Regions from separate parts of the Homo sapiens genome. Here region 1 is linked to region 2. Evidence: chromatin loops called from intact Hi-C (ENCODE). Cell type or tissue: transverse colon. All regions are shown on one strand. Each heading gives the region's core, and the rest is flanking DNA. Links, peaks and the distances in the headings are about the cores only. Region 1 has its middle 18 kb from the start of LINC02727. Region 2 overlaps UBASH3B (ubiquitin associated and SH3 domain containing B).

The links. A loop is a pair of places that touch in the nucleus more often than their neighbours do. Peaks named below come from ENCODE experiments on the same cell type or tissue, not always from the same donor. Only the 100,000 strongest peaks of a DNase experiment are listed, where the experiment ranks them.
Region 1: it touches region 2 in a loop (12-fold over the local background); 1 of 110 quality-filtered maps calls a loop at or near these places.

The regions. Positions count from the first base shown.
Region 1 is chr11:123,294,526-123,299,904 of GRCh38, reverse strand. No RefSeq gene overlaps it. Among named protein-coding and RNA genes, the nearest start is that of LINC02727, 18 kb to the left of the region's middle. In transverse colon, for the core only: no CTCF peak of the experiment used is centred there; no DNase peak of the experiment used is centred there; H3K27me3 peaks cover 2,476 bases.
Region 2 is chr11:122,730,504-122,735,882 of GRCh38, reverse strand. The region is part of intron 1 of UBASH3B (ubiquitin associated and SH3 domain containing B); the gene reads right to left. Among named protein-coding and RNA genes, the nearest start is that of UBASH3B, 77 kb to the right of the region's middle. In transverse colon, for the core only: no CTCF peak of the experiment used is centred there; a DNase peak (open chromatin) is centred at 2,390.

The DNA of each region.
Region 1 (5,379 bases), core at 62-5,061, 560 kb before region 2:
ACAGGGTCTGGCCACTGCGCACAGCCAGGCATGCCAGCTGCAGCAGGGTGAACAGCTCCAGGAGCCAGCACAGGCACCAGCTCCACACAAGGCTGCAGCTGGACCAGGCGTACCACAAGCAGCTTCCACTGTGGGTACCAGGGAACATGGTGGCACCCAGAAGCTTGGAGATGCCAGGAACCACGAAGCCCCAAAGATGGTGTCATAGCCTTTGCTCAGGGAGCCCCTAGGTCCAGGCTCCCCAAAGAATGGCAGCTCTTCTCTCCTTCTCATCACCTGCAACGTGGTTAACTGGGGTGGGGGAGAAGGAGGAGTGTGTTTCGGCCCTCTTTGTGTTACAGCTCTTTCAGTCCTGAAGCGTCCTGAGTTCTTGTCTTGCATCCAGGAAGAATGAGAAACATACAACTAGAGGGTGAGCAAGGTGGAGAGGAGCTTCACTGAGCGACAGAACAGCTCTCAGAAGACCTGAAGTGGGTAGCTCCTTTCCACAGGCAGGTCATCCTGACCAGTCCAGGAGAACTTAAGTTGGTAGCTCCTTCCTACAGCTGGTAGTCCCGATGTCTCTGTGAGTCTGGCTGAGTCTGGGGGTTTTTATGGGCTTCAGAAGGGAGGAAGTGCCTGCTGATTGGTCCAAGAACAGCCATGGGCGGGCCAGAAAAAGCACCATAAATTCTCACTCTGTGCCATGGACTCCACCCAGACCTGACACTCCCACCCCCAGGCTTCAGGCCATCTGGGGCTTGAGGGTGGGTCTTCACTGGGGGCCGGCCCCTTTCCGCCCAGGAGCCTGTCTGCCTCCTGCTGCTGTCTACATGTCATCCGCAGCACCCAGGTTGTTCATGCCAAGGGGTGCTTGCAGGCCTGTGCTGAGCCACCCTCGGCCCCTTCTTGGCCTCCCTCCTGTGCTCATCAGTGCCCAAAGTCTGGAGGGGGCTGAGGCAGCTGGGGGCTGGTGTGTCAGTGCCACCCTGAGTGTGCACACACCCAGACAGGTCACAGCAGCGCCTGGGCTCAGCCACAACTTTGCTCCACCCCAGAGCAGGCCCTGAAAGTGGGCAGAGACCAGACAGCCAGAGCAGGTACTTCTGAGCCTGCGGGGGAAGGGGGGCTTCCCAGGTCCCTGAGAGCGCAGCGATCCCTGGGTCTGCAGCCACAGAGGGAGGGGTTCCCACCCTGCCAACTCGGAAGGAGGCAGGGCTCCCTCCCACCTGTTCCCAGCTCCACCTGCTCCATGGAGGGCGCAGTTCCGGCTGTGCCTCCCACTTTGCAGTAGGTGTCTTTGCAGCAGCTGCTCCAGACGGGCCACTGCTGCCATCACTAGGATTACAGGCATGAGCCACCGTGCCTGGCCCGTAAAAATAAACTAACAAACAAATAGGAATATTTTTGTAGTAATAATGGTAACATTTATTGAGCACCTAACTAAATGTTAGACAGCACTCCAGATAATAGAACTAGGGTGGCCAAGAAAATTACAACTACCTTGGAAAGTCCCATTTCTGGTCTTCAGCTTTGCAGGCCTGAAAATTGGATTTTACTAGTTCCCTTCCTGGTTATCTGATGCATACCTATCAGGTTCACAAGAAAATATATTAACCAGGGATGACATGTCAAGTAACAGTCAGATTTATTACTGCTGAGTGGTTATTGGTCATATTTGTGAGACAGCACCTCCTCTTTCCTATGAAAATCTATAGGATAAACCAATTTCAGTGGCTTGGTGGGATGGGATCAAAGCAAGGTGCATTGGATGAGGGTATTGGAGCATGTTAAAAGGTTATATCACAGATGTCTGCTCATTTTCAGCACAGGAAACTCACCTGAAATGGGTCAGAATGCTGGCACATGGAGGGCTCCTGTAAGGGAAGGGCTCAGGACACCCTCTGCCTGGGTCAGGGCTGGGTCACACGACTGGACGCACACTCCCTTCCTGCCTCCTTGCATGATTTCAGACAGGCTGCAATGCAGGTCGTCTGGTTTGAGCTTTAGCCTCAAGGTTCTCTGGTCCCCTTGGTTGTAGTTCTCCTGCTCTCCACTCCTCAGGATTATACTCACAACTACCTCTCAAGGTAGTTTCATCAGTAGATAGCTCATTCTCATCTATTCTGGGCTGACTTCAGGGCTGGGCACAGTGGCACATGCCTGTGGATAACCCCACTGGGTAATCCCAGTGGATGCCTATAAACCACTTAGGGAGGCCAAGGCAGGAGGGCCCCTTGAGACCAGGAGTTCAAGACCAGCCTGGACAACATAGCAACACTCTGTCTATACACACACAAACACACACACACAGGCACACACAAATGTGCCAGGTGTGGTGGCACACACCTGTACACCTAGCTACTTGGGAGGCTCTGGTAGAAAGATTACTTGAGCCCAGGAATTCAAGGCTGCAGTGAGCTCTGATTGTACCACCGCACTCCAGCCTGGGCAACAGAAAGAGAGACCCTGTCTCAGAAAAAGCAGGTTACTCTATCAGGAAAATGGCCTTTTCCTAACCACATCTCCCAGGGCCCATGCTGCCCTAGGTGCTGACTGCTACACAAGGCAGCCCAGGCATCTGCTCTCAACCCTGTTTTTAGCCTTTCAGTTCCCCCCATCCTTACCTTCCACTAACACAGAGACTGAGAGAAGTGGAACAAAACCCTCACGGAAGGAGCCTTTGAACCTTTTGTTTACTTCTCTGCCTCTCCTAAGAGCTGTGTCTTTCATATCCATCTTTGCACCCCCAGATGGTAGAATAGTTCCTAATAATCACTAAAAATTAATAAATCAATATGTGTCTTTTGGATGAATGGAAAGAGTTCTGGTCTGCAGATCAATACAGTTAAAGTGTAAAATTATTTTAATATCATCATTAACATACTTTGGGAACTTTGACTAACAACTCGATTGCTTTGTTCTCCGTTTTGTCAAATAAGAGAATCGCCTCTCCTCCCTTCCAGCCTCAAAAGAATGTTTTGAGGAAGGTGTACGTGATCACTGCCAGGGATTGTAATTCCATGAAGCAAGGTATATGTCACTGTTTCTCACCTTTTCTATCTGAAGGAAAGTAATAAAGCATAGACGCTTCTAGGCATTGAAAAATACGTTTTCAGTTCCATCATGTCAGTCTGTGTTTCACAACACAGGAAGAAGCATCTTGTCGCACCAAACTCCTGAGAATAGTGAGATAGCGTCTAAGTATTTGATAGCTCCTAAAAGTGCTATTGATAAAGTTGCACCATTATTCTGGCTAGTGATTGACTGCATGTGTGTGGTTTTAATACAGAGAAGACATTATTTTTAAAATTTAGGAATTAGGACGGAAAAACAGATATGCAATGGAATGGTTGTTTCTCGTCTAGAATTTAGTGATTCACAGCTCTTGGTCAAGGAAGACTTGGGACTCAAGGAGATTATGGGTTTTCTAGTGAAGACTGAGTCAGACCTCATGATATCAGGCCCCGGATGAAGAGTGTGGGGACCCTGGCCACTGCCCTTCTTTCCCAGTGGTCAAGTCACCCGCAGGGCATTGCGTCCTGTGGGAGGTGGACTCTGCTCAACATTGTATTTTGCAGAAAATAATCCTGGCTCTTCTTGGTTTTCATTTAAGGCTCTGTGTGTGCTCTGCCCTTGGCCAGCGGCACATGTACACTTTCTTCCTTCACACTAGAAGTCTGGGTTCCTAAAGGCTAACGATACAATCAGCTATCCTGATTTTCAAAGGACAGACATAATAGGCAAAAATCCATTTCGAAGCCTGGGGCGCAAGTGAATAGCAGCAGTAGAATAAGGATAGTTTATCATCACTAATCTTCTGCTCAAAATATTTCTTCCTGTCTCCCCTGCTCATCTTCTCCCTTTCCACCTCTCTCCCCTGCCTTCATTTTTCCTGCTCCTCTTATCCTCCTTGACTAAAATACATAATTGAAATGGTTTTTGTGTTAATACATTTTTTTGAATAAGATTGTAAAATCTGGCTGGGCATGGTGACTCATGCCTGCAAGCCCAGCACTTGGGGAGGCTGAGGCGGGTGGATCACCTGAGGTCAAGGGTTCTAGACCAGCCTGGACAACATGATGAAACCTCATCTCTACCAAAAATACAAAAAATTAGCCGGGCATGGTGATGGGCACCTGTAATCTCAGCTACTCAGGAGGCTGAGGCAGGAGAATCGCTTGAACCTGGGTGATAGAGGTTTCGGTGAGCCGAAATCACGCCACTGCACTCCAGCCTGGGCAACAAGAGTGAAACTCCATCTCAAAAAAAAAAAAAGATTGTAAAATCTCATTTCTTAATTTTAAAAGCAGTAGAGTTGAACATTTTGCACTGCCTAAAGAAAAAAAATTGTTTCTATATTTCTTCGTATGTGGGAAGGGTGAAGTGTGGGGCAAGGGGCAATAGTGTGGAAAGAAAAATAATCTACCTTTGACACTAGTCTAACCTTTTCTTTGTGACTTCTGAGCTTTTTCCTAATTTGATGCCACTATGTAAGCAACCATATTTCCAACTCCTCCAGCATGGACCCCGGTCTGTAGCCAGGACAGTCTCCCTAAGGCCCTTGCTCCTGCCTCTGTGGCCTAAGGATAGACATGAGTTCTAACACCAGCGTGGCCTCTTAGTACCTGTGACAGATCATTCGGTCTCATAACTTCAGTTTTCTCATTCACAGCTTCATGCCTGACATGCCTAACTCACAGGCAACAAGAGAACACAATGATAAAGCTGTGGAATGGGAAACTGTTCTGAGAAATATGAAGTTTTGTATGAATGGTCAGTGCTCCATTTCTGATCTCCAAAATGAGTTTCCTCGTTTTCCTGGTCAACCAGGTCCAATTTATCTTTCAATGATTACTGTCAATCCCTACTTGTTTTCTTTTCTTTTGAGACAGAGTCTCGTCCAGTCACCCAGGCTGGAGTGCAATGGCTCGATCTCGGCTCACTGCAAACTCCGCCTCCCAGGCTCAAGCAATTCCCCTGCCTCAGCCTCCTGAGTAGCTGGGACTACAGGCACCCACCACCACACCCGGCTAATTTTTGTATTTTTAGTAAAGACAAGGTTTCACCATGTTGTTCAGGCTGGTCTTGAACTCCTGACCTCAGGTGATCCACCCGCCTCAGCCTCCCAAAGTGCTGGGATTACAGGCGTGAACCACCATGCCCAGCAAAGTGAAACACATACAAAAGCAGAGAGAGTAGCATAATGAACGTCCAGATACCCATCACCCAGCTTCAGTGATTATCAACATGTGGACAACCCTTTTCATTTATACTCCCACTTGCCCCCTGATTATTTGGAAGAAAACCCTAATTCCTAGATTTTTAAAAATTCTTCAAAATATTTAAAATAAAAAAGTAAATAATGACCGCAATAGTATAGCATGCCTTTAAAAATAA
Region 2 (5,379 bases), core at 208-5,207:
GCTCCATGATGGTGTCCAAATCTATGTCTCTAGGCTCAAGCCGCCACTTCGCTCTCATGCCCCCTACATCCCACAACTCTGAACTCTGCCTCCCTCATGACCTCATTTTCTTCTTTGCCTTTGCACATGCTGGGCCCTCTGCCTGGAACTCGGCTTCCCCACTTCGACAAGTAGATAGATGTCTTCTACATACTTTTCTATGTCCAGATCAAATATTTCTCTGTGAAATATGGTGGAATTAGTTGTTGCTACTAGGGACTCTCAGAACTCTCTGGGCATTTCCCACACTGTGTATTCCTTTACCGAACCCAAAGAGGACAGGGCAATGTCTTTTTCTTCTTTGAACCTCTCGCCTCTATCACATATTAGGTGCTCAACAAATGTTTAATAACTAAAGGAATGAGGTCTAGGTCTTTGTGAATTGGGCTGGTGGAACAGGACTTCCTGTTCATCTAGCATTGCATTTCTTTCCTTAACTAGAAGAGTGTGTATTTAGCCTGTCTTTGTGACAAGCTGTTCTGGTTAGGAAAGAGTTATATTACACTAGCTTTCTGTTACCCACATGTTCGGGACTGTAAATTTCATTGCCCATCTAGTGTAAGAACTGCAAATGAAGCAGTTTAGTGCACTAAAAATACTATTTTAAGTACATTCCAAGGGCAAATAAACAAACGAGAAATATATGCTATTGGGTATTATCCATGTGATTGTTCTAATGTCATTTTGCTTGGAATTTATGCAGTTCTTCTCTACTCAACCTCTTAAGTGCAAATAATTGAAGGTTGTCAAAACATTTGAAATAACTCTGACCCTCATGTGTACAATAATAATAAGGTGCAGAAAAAGTACTGGCCTCCAAAAAGGGGAAAAGTTCACTCCTGAATGGCTTAAGTAAAAATAAAATGAGTTTATATAAAGTTTGCTAGGAAACAGGAAGTTAGAAAAAACTGTGATAAGGAAAGCCATAAAGAGCAATGGTGACCTAGAAAAGACAGATCTGAAAATGCAGAGGGAAACGTTTTGACACAGATGCAGGATCATTTCTCTAAGGGTTTTTTCTTTTTCTTTTTCTTTTTTTTTTTTAAGATACAGCTTAAAAAGTGAGGATTAAACTCATCATAATTCTATAAGATTAAGCACATCTGATGAGGGGGGAAAATGATTATTCACTCTACTGGAATTGCCTTAATGAAACCGTCTTGATGAAAGCTGCATCTTAAAATACTCATCCAGTGATGAGGACTTATTTCAAGATGTAAACCAAGGCAGTCGTTGGAGTGAGGCTTGCTTGTGAAGCACACCACATCTTCAGGATGCTGAGCTAAGCCAGATTACAGTGTGCTCACCAAGTGTCCCTCCCAGATGGCTTTTCTGGACAGCCAGTTCCCACCCTAGTGGTATACTGGAAGCCACCAACAACTAGTAAATCTATGAACACCATTCAAGCAAAGACATGGGGTCAGAGCACAGTGGCTTCAGACCTTGAGCCTCTTCCTTTCTCCTTGGGAATCCCCGTCTGCTCAGGCCAAGTCCTTTCCTCAGGCTCAGCCATGTCAAGCTCTTTTCAATGTCTTCCTCTTCACTGTAGCTGTTGATAAGGCCCACAGTTGATCACCAGGCTATCAGCCCCTTTTCTGTGCTCATGAAAACCAAAAGCTTTTGAAGTACAAATCTTAAGGGAGGAGACATTCAATTTTGGCTGGGCGTGGTGGCTCAAGCCTGTAATCCCAGCACTTTGGAGGCTGAGGCAGGCAGATCACCTGAAGTCAGGAGTTCAAGACCAGCCTGGCCAAGATGGCAAAACCCCATCTTTACTTAAAACACAAAAAATTAATGAGGTGTGGTGGTGCACACTTGTAGTCTCAGCTACTAAAGAGGCTGAGGCATGAGAATTGCTTGGACACAGGAGGCGGAGGTTACAGTGAGCTGAGATCATGCCACTGCACTCCAGCCTGGGCGACAGAGTGAGACTCTGTCTCAAAAACAAAACAAAAAAAAAGAGAGGAGACATTAAATTTTGACTGCTCAAATCTGCTGTAAATTCTCTTGTGCATCATTCAAGATACAAGTCAACTGTCATCCTCTAAGATATTCTAGTTCTTCAATAAGACAAGACATTACTTCTTCTGAGTTCATGCAGTGCTATACATACCTCTATTATCATATACTCTTATCATTACAATAATAATCTGTTGACATATCCATGGGTGTCTGTAAAGCAAAAATTCCAGGGCTACTCAACACATGTGTGGAATGAATACATCAATGAAGGCAGCTGCGAATGGAGGATTATGGGAAGTAGATTGTCTGTCAACACCCATTAAGAAACAAAAGCTAAACATGTTGAATGGCAGGAATTACTGATGTGAAACTTGGATCTGGGCCATGCTTTGGCGCGAGGCACTTGAACCACATAAACAAGCAAACTGGATGGCTGGGATTTGTTTCTAGTGACTTATCGTTGACATACTTGTTGATGTTAAGACTCCTCTTTCCAAAGTCAATACCTTCATCCAATCACTGCCAGACATCTTTCCCTGAAGAATTTTTTAAACTGGACACCAGGGAACTCCAGAAATAATAGAGATTGAAGAAAGCACTTTGTATTCGTGATGATCTGAATTAAAATTTAATTGGGTTTGAGATGGAGTGAGTGGGAAGCTGCTAAGGTTAGTCTTCCACAGCAAAGGAGGGAAACATTCTCTGCTGTGTATGAAGCCAACACCCCACCTCTACACTCGACTCCCCATATCCAAAGACCTTTGGCATTTTCTGTTTAGCACAAAGGCTTCGAGTCTTTAAAGAGAGAAAAGCCAATTATATGACCAGTTGGGTGGGGAGACCCTTGCTCTGCTATCCCAAAAGGCCTTCAAAAGCTTTCTGCTTGATATTATGTAGGTATAGTGACGGGTACATCATAACAAGCCAGGAATTTTAATGATTCATTGAGAGAGATACTAACATTCCACTGGAGGGAAGGAAGGCAGGTAGGATTCTGCCACTATTTGAATAGGAGGAGCTATTGATTAGAATCTATTGTTTGGAATCCAGAACACTGCCTGTCCCTTTGAATGAGGATGGGAAATTCCAGGGAAAACCTTTTCTGATAAAGTTGTTGGTTTACACAAGTGTCCTTACTTTAAGGCTATTTTTAATTAGCTTGTTAGTTTATCTAATTGAGGGTTGTTGGGGGTGGAAAGATGGGTGGTGGAAAGACAAACCACGATTTCATCTCCATTATAAACACAGGAAATACGTGGGGCTACAATAGGACTTTACAAGTTGTATTTTACAAGTTGCAGGAAATACCATGGAAGAACACAAGCCTTCCTTAAGGCAAGATGAAGTCCAGCCCAGAGCAAAATTCCTGTGTCTCCATTAGGAAACAGAGACTTACAACGTGCAGGGCCTGGGCAAGAGTATAAAGAGAGGCCCACATACACCAATGTCTAAATGTTTACAAATAATAAATCAAGCGAACCAACTCATAAATATGCCTTAGCCTCCAACCTTGGCCAATATACCTTCATAACAACCTGGTTAGAGGCTCAGACTTCTTGCCATTGTGTGTCAGGGTATGGCAACCTGGGAAGAGCCAGCAGCCAGCCGGCCTTGGTCTGTTCTCCTGTGGTCTGCTTCCATCTGCTTTTAGCTCAGACCCTGGCTTCTGTGGGGGTACCAGGAGGGTCCTCACATGTATGCATATGGGTACCCCAAGAAGATGTCAAAGTTGTGTCCACACCCCCACAAACAGAAGCTCCTTTGTCATCCTCAGGGCTAGGGCTGTCTGTCTTTGGGAGACTAGAGATGGGGGAGACACCCCGGAAGCAGGTTCCTCATCATTTGTGTTCCTAATATCCAGAGCATGGTGTGTGTGTGTGTGTGTCGTCGGGGTGGGAGACACATAGGCTCCAGGGTATGCACATCTCCTTCAAACTAAGAACTCTTCACTCTGTACTAAAGAACGTGGCCATGGGAAGACCAGAATGCAGTGCTCTAGGCTAGGACATGTCTGGGTACAAAAACCTCAGTAGTGAGTGTGACAAGAGAGCAAACATTTAAACAAACTAGTAGAGCAGTCCTGCCTTATCTGTGGTTTCACTTTCCAAGGGTTCAGTTACCAGTGGTCAACTGTGGTCCAAAAATATTAAGTGAAAAATTGCAGAAATAAACAACTCACAAGTTTCCAATTGTGTGACGTTCTGGGTAGCATGATAAAATCTTGAGCCATCCAACTCCATTCCACTAGGGACATGAATCATCCCTTTGTCTAGTCTGGATACAGGCTGTGGATGCAGTAGTGAATCCACACTGTTTGCACTCTCCGCCTGTTAGTCACTTAGTTATCTAGTGACTAGATATCTAGGTTATCAGACCAACTGTCCCAGTATTGCAGTGCTTATGTTCACATGACCATTATTTTACTTTATAATGGCCCCAAAATGCAAGAGTAGTGAGGCTGGCAATTTGGATATCCCCAAAGAGAAGACGTAAAGTTCTCCATTTAAGTGAAAAGGTGAAAGTTCTCAACTTAATAATGAAAGAAAAAAAATTGCATGCCAAAGTCACCCAGGTCTACAGTAAAAACTCATCTTCCATCCATGAGATTGTGAAGAAGGAAGAAGAAATTTGTGCTGGTTTTGCTGCCACACCTCAAACTGCAAAAGTTATAGCCATAGTGCATGATAATTGCTTAGTTAGGATGGAAAAGGTGTTAAATTTGTGGGTGGAAGACATGACCTGAAACAGAATCCGATTGGCACAATTGGGTCTGGTGCTCTCTGCGCTTTCAGGCATCCACTGGGAGTCTTGAGTATCCCCAAGGATAAGGAGGGGCCACTGTAATAGGAAAATCACACTGTAGAGACTATGGGGATTGCAGACATGGCAGAACCTTTAGGGGGCAGAAGTAGTGAAGGTTCCACTGTCAGGGAGGGAAATGAAAGACAGCAAGACAAGGACAGAAGGTGAATAAGAATCCAAATATTGGCCAGGAGCGGTGGCCCATGCCTGTAATCCCAGGACTTTGGGAGGCCGAGGCGGGCGGATCACCTGAGGTCGGGAGTTCAAGACCAGTCTGACCAACATAGAGAAATCCCGCCTCTACTAAAAATACAAAATGAGCCGGGCGTGGTGGCACATGCCTGTAATCCCAGCTACTAGGGAGGCTGAGGCAGGAGAATCACTTGAACCTGGGAGGCAGAGGTTGCAATGAGCCGAGATCGTGCCATTGCACTCCAGCCTGGGCAACAAGAGCAAAACTCTGTCTCAATTAAAAAAAAAAAAAAAAAGAATCCAAATATTTGCATCACAGCGGGCTGAGAAGGCAAGCTCAGTTGTGCAGCGATGTGCAGTGCTGGCCCTACACCTCTGTGAGGG